Linked DNA regions of Homo sapiens: region 2 is linked to region 1. A link is a contact called in ENCODE Hi-C data. All regions are on one chromosome and are shown on one strand. The core of a region is the stretch at or near the end of the contact, and the rest is flanking DNA. Distances in the headings are between cores, read along the strand shown. Region 1 holds the start of ANKRD53 (ankyrin repeat domain 53). Region 2 holds the start of ZNF638 (zinc finger protein 638).

Region 1 (5,538 bases), core at 1,501-4,000:
AACACCCCAGAAGCAACAATAGCCCAGGAAATCTTCAAACTGTATCCCTGAAAAGCACTGTCACTTTATCTCAACTTGAAGCCAGTTGCTAAGGCCCTACCTGGGGCAGATAGCCAGCATGATTTGCTAGTTTTGAAGGTGTTTGCCAGGTATGCTGAGTCCTGGCTACTGGGGTTGGCAGACAAGTGCGCTCTCAGAAGACAGTACCCTGGAAAGGGAGAAACGTGATTCTGGGTGGATAATCTGTATTCTTGTCCCTCTCTGCAGGTCACTGTGGTCTTAGGGGACCTTCTGTCCTTTTCTTAGGGGAAATACCTGGAACGCTGGGGTACAGAGGAGAGACCATGGTAGGGGTGGAGTGATGTAGTCAGATATGCCCAGAGTTGACCCTGGAGCCACAGGAGCCTTCTGATAAACTTGGGGTCATTCCTGTTGAGAAGGGATGAGAATGTGGATGGCTCAGTAAGACAACACTGATTCAAGCAACAGTTATTGCTTAGCTACTCTATATTCTAAAAAGTCAAAAGGCAAACTGAGGAAAATATTGACAACAAATATAACATACATAAAGGGTCACTATGCTAATAAGTTTTACAGATCAGTAAGAAACACATTAAGGCCCTCAAAGAACCATGTGAGTAAAAGAATTCCTAGAAGACAAAACCACTGATAATTAAATGTTTAACCCTTGTTGGTAATCAAAGAGCCACATTAGAACATCATTTCCACTACCAAATTAGTGAACATTTACTTAAAATCCTAATATCTGATGCTAGCAATGGTTTGAATAGTTCTTCTTTGAGTAATAGCAGATTCACAGGTAGTGCTTCTCTGCTAGCACTGTTCTCATTGTTTGCATTCCTTCATTCCTTGTAAAGTAGGTGCTATTATCCCCATTTTGCTGCTGTAGCAACTTGTAGGGACCAGCCCCACAGGGTGGGTGGGTTTTTCTCCCCGTGTGCGGAGATGAGAGATTGTAGAAATAAAGACACAAGACAAAGAGATAAAAGAAAAGACAGCTGGGCCCGGGGGACCACTACCACCAAGAGGGCAGAGATCGGTAGTGGCCCCGAATGCCTGGCTGTGCTGTTATTTATTGGATACAAGGCAAAAGGGGCAGGGTAAGGAGTGTGAGTCATCTCCAATGATTGATAAGGTCACGTGAGTCACGTGTCCACCGGACAGGGGGCCCTTCCCTGCTTGGCAGCCGAGGTGGGTGGGGGTGGGGGCGGGGACAGGGGGAGGGAGAGAGAGAGAGAGAGAGAGGACAGCTTACGCCATTATTTCTGTGTATCAGAGACTTTTAGTACTTTCACTAATTTTGCTACTGCTATCTAGAAGGCAGAGCCAGATGTACAGGATGGAACATGAAAGTGAAACAGGAGTGTGACCGCTGAAGTACAGCGTCACAGGGAGATGTTTAGGCCTCCAGATAACTGTGGGCGGGCCTGACTGATGTCAAGCCCTCCACAAAAGGTGGTGGAGTAAAGTCTTCTCTAAACTCCCCCTGGGAAAGGGAGACTCCCTTTCCCGGTCTGCTAAGTAGCGGGTGCTTTTCCTTTGCATTGATGCTACCGCTAGACCACGGTCCGCCAGACCAGGGTCCGCCAGACCACGGTCCACTTGGTAACCGGCGTCTTCCCAGACGCTGGCATTACCGCTAGATCAAGGAGCCCTCTGGTGGCCCTGTCCGGACATAACAGAAGGCTCGCACTCTTGTCTTCTGGTCACTTCTCACTATGTCCCTTTGGTTCCTATCTCTCTATGGCCTGGTTTTTCCTAGGTTATGATTATAGAGCGAGGATTATTACAATATTGGAATAAAGAGTAATTGCTACAAACTAATGATTAACGATATTCATATATAATCACGTCTATGATCTAGATCTAGATCTAGTATAACTCTTGTTGTTTTGTATATTTTATTATACTGGAACAGCTTGTGCCCTCGGTCTCTTGCCTTGGCACCTGGGTGGCTTGCCGCCCACAGAAACTAAGTCAGATAACTTGCCAAAAGCCACACTGCTGATGTGCAGCGCACCCGCTTCACTGCAGGTGGAAGTGGAAGTGAATAATAACCTTCCTGGAAGGCAGTCTGCAAGCCCATATTGACAGCTGAAAAATATTCATTCCCTTTCACCTAGTGATTCGACTCCCAGGAATCCATTCTAAGAAAACAACCAGAGTTGAGCCATTTCGTTCTTGGCAGCACATGTGAAACAATGGCACATCCATTATGACGCTGGGCTCTGGTTGCGTCATAATGTACGTTTAGTATGTGGAGTGACAATGGGCGCTAGCTCGTAATATAATGCTATTAATAAACGAAAAGAGATACAAAAAATAGTCATGATATGCATATATATTGCAATAAACCATGATTTCTGTGCGTGGTGGGATGGTAATTTTTAATTTCCACATTGAATATTTCTGTTTTCTACTTATTAGTTTGATAATCGGAAACAAAAGCCAAGTGTCTTTGTTGTTTGTGTGTTTGATGCTGAGTTTCCCGGGCAGCAGGACTGGGAGGTTGAGTGGGGGTTTTGGCTCAGACCGGGAGCAGAGCGGCGGGTGGGGAGCGGCAGGCGGGCAGGGTCCCCGGAGGCCCCCGGGCTCTGCCCCTCCAGCTAGAGAGGCAGCCGAACCCTAGCGGCCTGGAAGGGGCCGGGAAACCGCGGCCAGCTGGCAAGGAGTGGCCCCCGGGGGCGGGGCGCCGGCGGGTGTGTGAGTAGCCCGCCCGGCCCGGGTCCGAGTTCCAGCCCCGCGATGGCCTCCGCGGGCAGCACCGCTCGGCGGGCGGGCTCCGGAAGCTGGCACTCAGAAAGGGGAGAAGGGAGAGGTGCTCGGCCGCAGCCAACTCCAAGTGGCTCCATGCAGCAGGCGAACAAAGTCTCCTTGAAGGCCACCTGGACTGACGCGGAGTCCAAGCAGCCCAGGTGGGTAGCGGGAGAAGGTGTCCCGGCTGCAGGGAGCGAGAACCCGGCCCAGCGCCTCCCTGGTGGGCAGGGCCTGGAGCGGGCGGGGGCGGAGGCTGCGGCCCGAGAAGCCAGCAGAGACAGGCTGGGGCCAGGGATCGCCTCCCGAGAGGTGCCTAGGCCGTGGCCCAGAGTCGCTTCCCCACTGCCCCGCCCACCAGCCAGGCGGGGGCCAGGGATCGCCTCCCGAGAGGTGCCCGGGCCGTGGCCCAGAGTCGCTTCCCCACTGCCCCGCCCTCCAGCCAGCCCCTGCCCGACCTCGCAGACCACCTCAGTGCGCAGGCGACTGCCCTCGCCAGGCCGCGCCGCCCTGCCTCGCTCACCCCGCCCCGCGCTGACCCCAGCCCCAGCAAGGAGTCCGACCAGACGGCAATCGACCAGACGGCGATCGGGAGCTACTACCAGCTGTTCGCAGCGGCTGTGGGCAACGTGGAATGGCTGCGATTCTGTCTGAACCAGAGCCTCAGGGAAATCCCCACCGACGACAAGGTAAGGTCTTGAGTGTTGGGGCAAAGACCGAGGTCCCTCTCCCGCTACGCTGCTCGGAGTGGTCACCTGGAGAAGAGATATCCTTTTCTGGGTAGATCTTCCTAATTTAACTCATCTTCTGGCTGTGGAAGGACCATTTTGGGGGCAGGGAGGTTGGGTGGGCTGATGAACACACACTGGTTAATTAGCAAAAGGGTGTGAGCATTCCTGGGGACACAGGGAAGAAAGTGAAGGTAACCCCAATAAATTTATATAAATTGTGGACCCTGGGACCTCAGTCCCACTCAGCCTCCTCCTGCCTGCTCTGAACCTCACAGGGCTTCACTGCCATCCACTTCGCCGCCCAATGGGGCAAGCTTGCATGCCTGCAGGTCCTGGTAGAGGAGTACAAGTTTCCCGTGGACCTGCTGACCAACAATAGCCAGACACCCCTGCACCTCGTCATCCACAGGGACAACACCACCGTGGCCCTCCCCTGCATCTACTACCTGCTGGAGAAAGGCGCAGACCTCAATGCGTGAGTCCAGCCTGCTTCAGGAGGGAGGCTTCGGGCACAGGCACGGGCACAGCCCTACTTCCAGGCAGGCAAATCCATGCAGGACAAGCAGAGGGGTTGCTGGAGGTGACAAGGATTGGGTCCCACATAAAGCAGTCAGGAATCCACATGGTGTAATAAAGAGACTGGGCTTTAGCCGGGCATGGTGGCTCATGCCTATAATCCCAACACTTTGGAAGGCCGAGGCAGGCGGATCACCTGAGGTCAGGAGTTCAACACCAGCATGACCAACATGGAGAAACCCCATCTCTACTAAAAATACAAAATTAGCAGGGCATGGTGGCGCATGCCTGTAATCCCAGCTATTCGGGAGGCTGAGGCAGGAGAATTGCTTGAACCCAGGAGATGGAGGTTGCGGTGAGCTGAGATGGTGCCATTGCACTTCAGCCCGGGCAACAAGAGCGAGACTCCGTCTCAACAAAAAAAAAAAAAAAAAAAAGATTGGCCTTTAACAGACCTAGTCTACATCCCAGCTCTGCAACTTGCTAGCAGACAGCAGGACCTTAGGCAAGTCACTCAACCTCTATGCCCCAGTACTCTGGCTCCCAAACTTAGGTGTACATTGGAATTACCTAGGGAGCTTAAAAAATATGAACACCTGGCCGGGTGGCATGGTGGCATAGTCCCAGCTACTTGGGAGGCTGAGGCAGGAGAATCGCTTGAACCCGGGAGGTGGAGGTTGCGGTGGGCCGAGATTGCTCCAATGCACTCCAGCCTGGCAATAGAGCGAGACTGTCTCAAAAAATAAAAAATAAAAAAAATTAGGCTGGCCGCAGTGGCTCACGCCTGTAATCCCAGCACTTTGGGAGGCTGGGGCGAGCGGATCACGAGGTCAGGAGATCAAGAACATCCTGGCTAACATGGTAAAACCCCGTCTCTACTAAAAATACAAAAAAGTTAACCGGGCGTAGTGGCGGGTGCCTGTTGTCCCAGCTACTTGGGAGGCTGAGGCAGGAGAATGGCGTGAACCTGGGAGGCAGAGCTTGCAGTGAGCCAAGATCGTGCCACTGCACTCCAGCCTGGGCGACAGAGCGAGACTCCGTCTAAAAAAAAAAAATTAAAAAATATAAACACCTGTGTTCCAATCCAAAGGCTGTGATTTAATGGGTCTGTGGTGTGACCTGGGCTTGGGAAGTCAGAAAAGATCCCCAGGTGCTTCTAACTTGAAGCTAAGTTTGGGAACCTCTGTCTCAGTGTCTTCAACTGAAACTTGGGAGAATAGCAGTACCTATCACATGGGACTACTGTGATCACTGAAAAGTGCATGGCATATAGGAGACTGCATTCATTCAAAGTATCAAGTATGCACTATGTGCTAAGCACTATGCTAGAGTCACAGAAATGGTCCCTCTCCTCACGAAGCTGACATTCTAGTAAAGGAGCAGACAGTGAATTAGCAAACAAATAAATGAACAAAATCCTGACAGAGCATGGGAAGTGGTTATGAAAAAATAAACGGGGTGATGGTGTAGGGGGTAAAGCAGGTAGGGGGAGGATCTATTTTGGATGAAGCAATCA
Region 2 (5,538 bases), core at 2,110-4,609, 350 kb after region 1:
AAAACATAAACAATACATATTTACTGGCTCAGTTAATGAAATGGCCCTGACTCAGAGGTAGACAGATAGATCGTTAAACCAGACTAGAAGAGCCATAAATCCATTTTTATACATGGGAATGAAATAGTTTTTGTTATTTGCTTTTTAAGGGGAAGATATATTTCAATTATGTGAAAAAGGATGGTTTACTTAACAGCTGGAACCTTCATGATTGCCTTTATTCATTTGGAAGAAAATGAAGCTAGATCTACCTCATACCATAAAAATTATGTTAGATTGATTAAACATCTAAATGTAAAAAATAAAATTGTGAGGTTGTAAACAAAAGTGAACAATTATGAACTGTGAAGTTTAGATAACTCAGGAGAATTTTGTGTAATTTCTGGGTGTGTATGCTTCAAGGGAGTGGGATGAAAAGAAGACTCAGAAGTCATAAATGAAAAGATTGATAGATTTGATTTCATGACCATTTAGTTTATAATAGCAAAAGATAGAAACAAAATTTCAGTGAGGAGAAACTAATTGCCACATATTTGACAAATATATAGTGAGAGCTACCTCCTGATAAGAGACAATCACTTCACTAGAAATATGCACAAATAATATGAAAAAGAGTTTTTTTAAATGAAGAAATACACATGGCTCCTGCCAAAGCCTGGGCACGGGAGCCTGGCTGGGAGTTCACCCTCGGCCCCTTTGTGTTGCCAGTTTATTATCACCAGATAAAACAGTTAAATGGAGACTTAAAAAAAAAAAGAAAGAAATACACCTGGCTAGTAGATATGAAAAGATGCTTGACAGTGACACACACACACACACGCACACACACACATACACACCATCAGAGTCATTCATTCTTTCAAGAAATATTTGCTGATTTTCTACTGCGTACCAACTATCATTCTCTGTATTGGAAATAAAGCAGTGAAGAAAACAGACAAATATCCCTGACCTCAGGGAGCTTACATTTCTAGTGGAGGAAGATGGAAAAGAAACAAATAAATAAATTATTGGTATATCAGAAGGTGATAAGTGCTGTGCAAATAAATAAAGCCATATAAGGGGCCCACATAAAGGAAATGAAAGAAATTTCATAAGTTACTTTGCCTAACTCTAGGGAAATGTTTGAAAATCTAGATGAAATGGATGCTTTTCAAGCAAAATATAAATTACCAAATTCATTGTGGAAGAGAGAGAAATTCTTATCCAACTAAATATCATAAAGTATCAAGAGAAAATTAGAGAAGAACAACTCTCAGAAAAAGCACCAAACAAGATATTTCAAAGGTGAATTATTTCAAACTTTAAAGAACAGGTAAGTCCAATGATATTTAAAGTATTTCAGGTTTGAGAAAGAAGTGAGTTTGTAGGGAAATGGTTATTTTCTTTTTTTTTTTTTTTTTTTTTGAGACAGAGTCTGACTCTGTCACCCAGGCTGGAGTGCAGTGGCGTGATCTCGGCTCACTGCAACCTCTGCCTCCTGGGTTCAAGTGATTCTCCTGCCTCAGCCTCCCGAGTAGCTGGGATTACAGGCGTGCACCACCACAGCCAGCTAATTTTTATATTTTTAGTAGAGATTGGGTTTCACCATGTTGGTCAGGCTGGTCTTGAACTCCTAACCTTGTGATTCACCTGCCTCAGCCTCCCAAAGTGCTGGGATTACAGGCATGAGCCACCTTGCCCTGCCTATTTTCTTACATATTTAGTGGAAGTGACACTTTGTAGAAACTTTTTGGGAAGTTTTTCTACAACACCTATTAAAATTAAATGTATGTACACACATATACATTTAATCTAGCATTCCCACTATGATGATTCTAGCCTTTAGAAATTAAAGCATAATTTGGTAAGTCTTTGTATACAGCAGTGTTTGCAGTAGCAAAAAGACTGGAAACAACTTCAGTGTTCAACAACAGGCTGAATAATTGCTGAGGCAGCTATACTATGAATATTATACAATTATTTAAAAAAGGATTATATGGTTTACTTGGAGAAATGTCAGTAATCAGAAAAGCAAATAGCTAATGTGTGAAAAAAGAAAACATTTCCTGTTACATGCAAATAATGTGTTTGTATGAATATAAAGAAATGTATGGAAGGAAACTTATCAAATGTTAACATGGGTTATTTGGTGTTTAGGGGGAGCTTGTTGGCTTTTTCTTTGTTGTTTTTGATTTGTTGTCCCTAGCAGGATTTTTGGTTTGAAATGAAAATCCGATAAGATATCTTTTTAAAACGACTTTTCTTTTTAGTCTTTCAAATGCTTGTTTTAATGTGAATAAAAGAAATGCATTTGCTTGAGTGCTAGGTAAAACCGATGTGTGAGACTCAGGGTGGGTGGTGTGATTTGTGTGGTATGCATACGGCAGGGCTTGTAGCTTTACCAGATTTTGAACAATGACTGGGTTTTCATATTGGTGTAGTACAGCCACCTCGAGAAGATAAAACATTGCATAACACAGTTCTTTAACGTCTGTCATCCCAAGGTTTTCCATGGGTAAAATGGAGATTACAAATATCTACCACACAGATAGGGCTTTTTATTGTGAAATGACAAAAGGATTTTCAGAGTGTTAAAGTTTTAGCTGAATAGCTTTGGTTGAATTCTACTTTACAGTTTTGAGTAGCTATGACACACATCATTGCCATAGGGATCAAAAGGTGCAAGGTGACAGGATAAAAGCAGGCAAAATCTTGACCATACAAAGCATTATATTAACGTGCTAGGCGCGAATATAACCTGTTATAATATAATGTTGTTATTATTATTTGAGATGGAGTCTCACTCTGTTGCCCAGGCTGGAGTGCAGTGGTGCAATCTTCCCTCACTGCAACCTCCGCCTCCCGGGTTCAAGCAATTCACCTGCCTCAGCACCCCCTAGTAGCTGGGACTACAGGCGCGCGCCACCGGCTATTTTTTGTGTTTTTAGTAACGGGGTTTCACCCTGTTGGCCGGGCTGGTCTCGAACTCCTGACCTCAGATGATCCACCCACCTCGGTCTCCCAAAGTGCTGGGATTACAGGCGTGAACCACCGCGCCTGGCCATATAATGTTATTATTGAAGGCACAAATGATCAGGGAAGACTTCATGAAGGAGGTGAGACAATATAGGTCTTAAAAGGATGAGCGGTTTGGAGAGGACAGGCACAGAACCAGCAAAAGAGTGAAGACGGCGCTGGAGTTTTTTTTTTTTTTTGCCGCACGCCTTCGCCGCCACCACGCGGGAGCGCCCCTTCCGGGAGCCCGCTCCGCCCGGCTCTTCTCGGGCTTCGGGCGAGCGCGGTGCCAGCGGTACGCAGGCGCCGGGAGCCTACGAGGGCTCGCAGGAGCTGGGAGGCGCGCATGCGTGCAGCTCTTTGGAGGCGGTAGCGTTTTCGGCGTCGAGACTGGAGGCTGAGTGCTAAACTGTGTGGGGCGCGGATGGGATCCAGCTGTTAGTCGGGTAGGCATAGGTAGGACCGCTGCCCTGTGGGGAGTAGGGGGTTGGAAGGCGGAGGCCGGTATCGTGGGGGTCCTGAGCCCTTCCTGTGAGATCCGGGCCGACTATTGTATCTGTGTCGCAGCGGCTCCGCACAAAATGGCGGCGGGCAGACGGCGGGGGCGGGAGGAGGTTGGGGGACCCCCGGGATGGGAAGGGAAGCTGTGCTGTGCTGCCCTGCTCCGTCGTTTATTCACTTCGCTACCCGGGAGGGCCCGTCCGGGTACTCGTGAAGGACCCTGCCTCGAGAAGAGCTGCCTGACGCCGTTGCACTGGGCCGAGGATCGTGAAGAGCCCTTTGGCGAGGCCGAGGCGGCCCCTTCCCCAGCAGCGCCCGGCCTGCCGAGGCTGCGCTGGGCCTGACAGCCGAGGAAGCGGTGGTGAGGGAATGCCGAGCAGGGAGGAAGCGTTCCCGTCGGGCCCGAAGAGGCGGTGGAGTTTGAGCCGAGCCCTCTGACCAGCGACATTGTGCAAGAAGCGTGGAGAGAAGAGCGTGTTTGTGTTTGGGGTTGGGGAGGGGGTGTCGGGATGAAGGAGGGAATGTTAGGATCCAGCGGCTTTTCCGGGCTGGTGTTCTGTGCTGCGTAGTGCAGGTATGAAACCAAAGAAAATATCACCTCTGTGGGAGACTGAGGACTCATAAATGGTTGTGATACCTAACAGTATTTCCAAATTTCTCAGAGGAATTGTGAAAACAGAACGTTAGTGAATTGTTTTTGTGTGATTCTTAGCTTGGGCCCCGTTCTCTTAAAGGAAGGGGGAATGTATATATCACAGACTGGAATCCTTGAGAACGTTTGAAATAGATCTTTTGTTGTTTGAGGTAATTGTTAATGAGGGATACTTCAGTATTACAAAATCATGGATTGAGCTATAGAGTGAAGGCTACCTGAAGCTAATTTTTCTTAATCTTAAAATTTGTCCTTAGGCGAAGTTTGGGGCCAGGACCAGAAATTGTAGTAGTTTAAAGGAGTCCCGATGAAAAACTTGTCACCAGGATCCAGCGATTTATGTTCAAGTACTTTTTCCAACGAGCTCTGGAATTTTGCACAAAAAATTTTCTGCTTTTTCCCCTCATTTGTTGTAAAGGATTATTTTTTCAGGGATGTTGTGCTTGCTGGTTCAGATTTACAATTAAAAATTGATAACCTGGAGAAAAGGATTGACCAAAAAAAGGTGAATTTAAGGAAGTTTTCGGAGAAAAACAAACATGTAAATGACATTCAAATAGCTTTAAATTTTGTTAATGATTAGACATTTGAGACTTAGTGGACTTATGTTGCTGTCTTTTAAAAAAGTTTGACAGCATTTTATATTTTATTTTGTACTCCATATTCTGTAATATGTACTTCTAAATAATTACAGGGCGTCCCAGCATGTTATACATTAAAATATGCTGGGCCATTCCTTCCTTGGGGATTTATTTGTCTTGGAACCAAGAAAGGGTAAATATAACAGTTGGAAGAAATCACAAAATCTTATTCGTTTTTATTAACTAGTTTTCATAATGTGTTTATGGTCACATATTTATTGTATATTGGTTGTATTTGTTTTGTAATCCTTTTTTGCATTTTGTTTTGGAGGGTGTATACGGCAGGTACTCTAGGTTAAAAAGGTTTAGGTACTGTAGTTTAAAAAAGTCATCACTTTGTACTTGACTATCTTAGGGTTTTTCTTGGGTGCTCTTAAGTAGGTGATCTCCGGAAATTTTGTTTTTATGTAAGTGGAAGAAAATGAGACAAGTAGTTTAGTGGAAAGAGAATAGGCTTTGCAGTCGGAAGATCTGGATTCACATCTCCCTTTTCCTCAGTATGTGTGAGACTTTGGTAAATTATTTTAGTCTTTCTTGAGCTTTTGTTTCCTTATCTCTAAAATGGTGACATTATTACTTCCTGCTTGGGATTTTTGTGAGTGACTGTTAAGTGAGACAGTGTATGGAAAGCTCGTATTCCTTGGCACATACTAGGTGCTTAATGTTAGCTGTTACTTGTATTTCAAAATTGAAGTGCTTAGGCAGCATTGTTTGATAGAAAATTATAATCTGTGGGTATTCTCTTCT

Evidence for each region. A loop is a pair of places that touch in the nucleus more often than their neighbours do. Pooled maps may share reads with other maps.
Region 2: a loop to region 1 is called in a map of B cell, with 7 times the contacts of the local background. The contact joins the promoter of ZNF638 here to the promoter of ANKRD53 in region 1. A Hi-C loop is called at or near these places in 1 of 168 maps with a recorded cell type or tissue (B cell), 3 of 37 single-sample maps with no recorded cell type and 13 of 50 pooled maps.

The regions. Positions count from the first base shown.
Region 1 is chr2:70,975,880-70,981,417 of GRCh38, forward strand. ANKRD53 (ankyrin repeat domain 53) reads left to right here and starts at 2,751. Exons shown (of 6, transcript NM_001115116.2): 1 at 2,751-2,936; 2 at 3,218-3,464; 3 at 3,782-3,981. The coding sequence starts at 2,767. LOC105374795 (a long non-coding RNA gene) reads right to left here. Exons shown (of 2, transcript XR_001739534.2): 2 at 1-429. RefSeq lists an enhancer at 1,381-1,650 and silencers at 2,678-2,767, 3,128-3,187.
Region 2 is chr2:71,328,423-71,333,960 of GRCh38, forward strand. ZNF638 (zinc finger protein 638) reads left to right here and starts at 3,360. Exons shown (of 28, transcript NM_014497.5): 1 at 3,360-3,453. RefSeq lists enhancers at 2,953-3,640, 3,641-4,326 and a silencer at 3,160-3,369.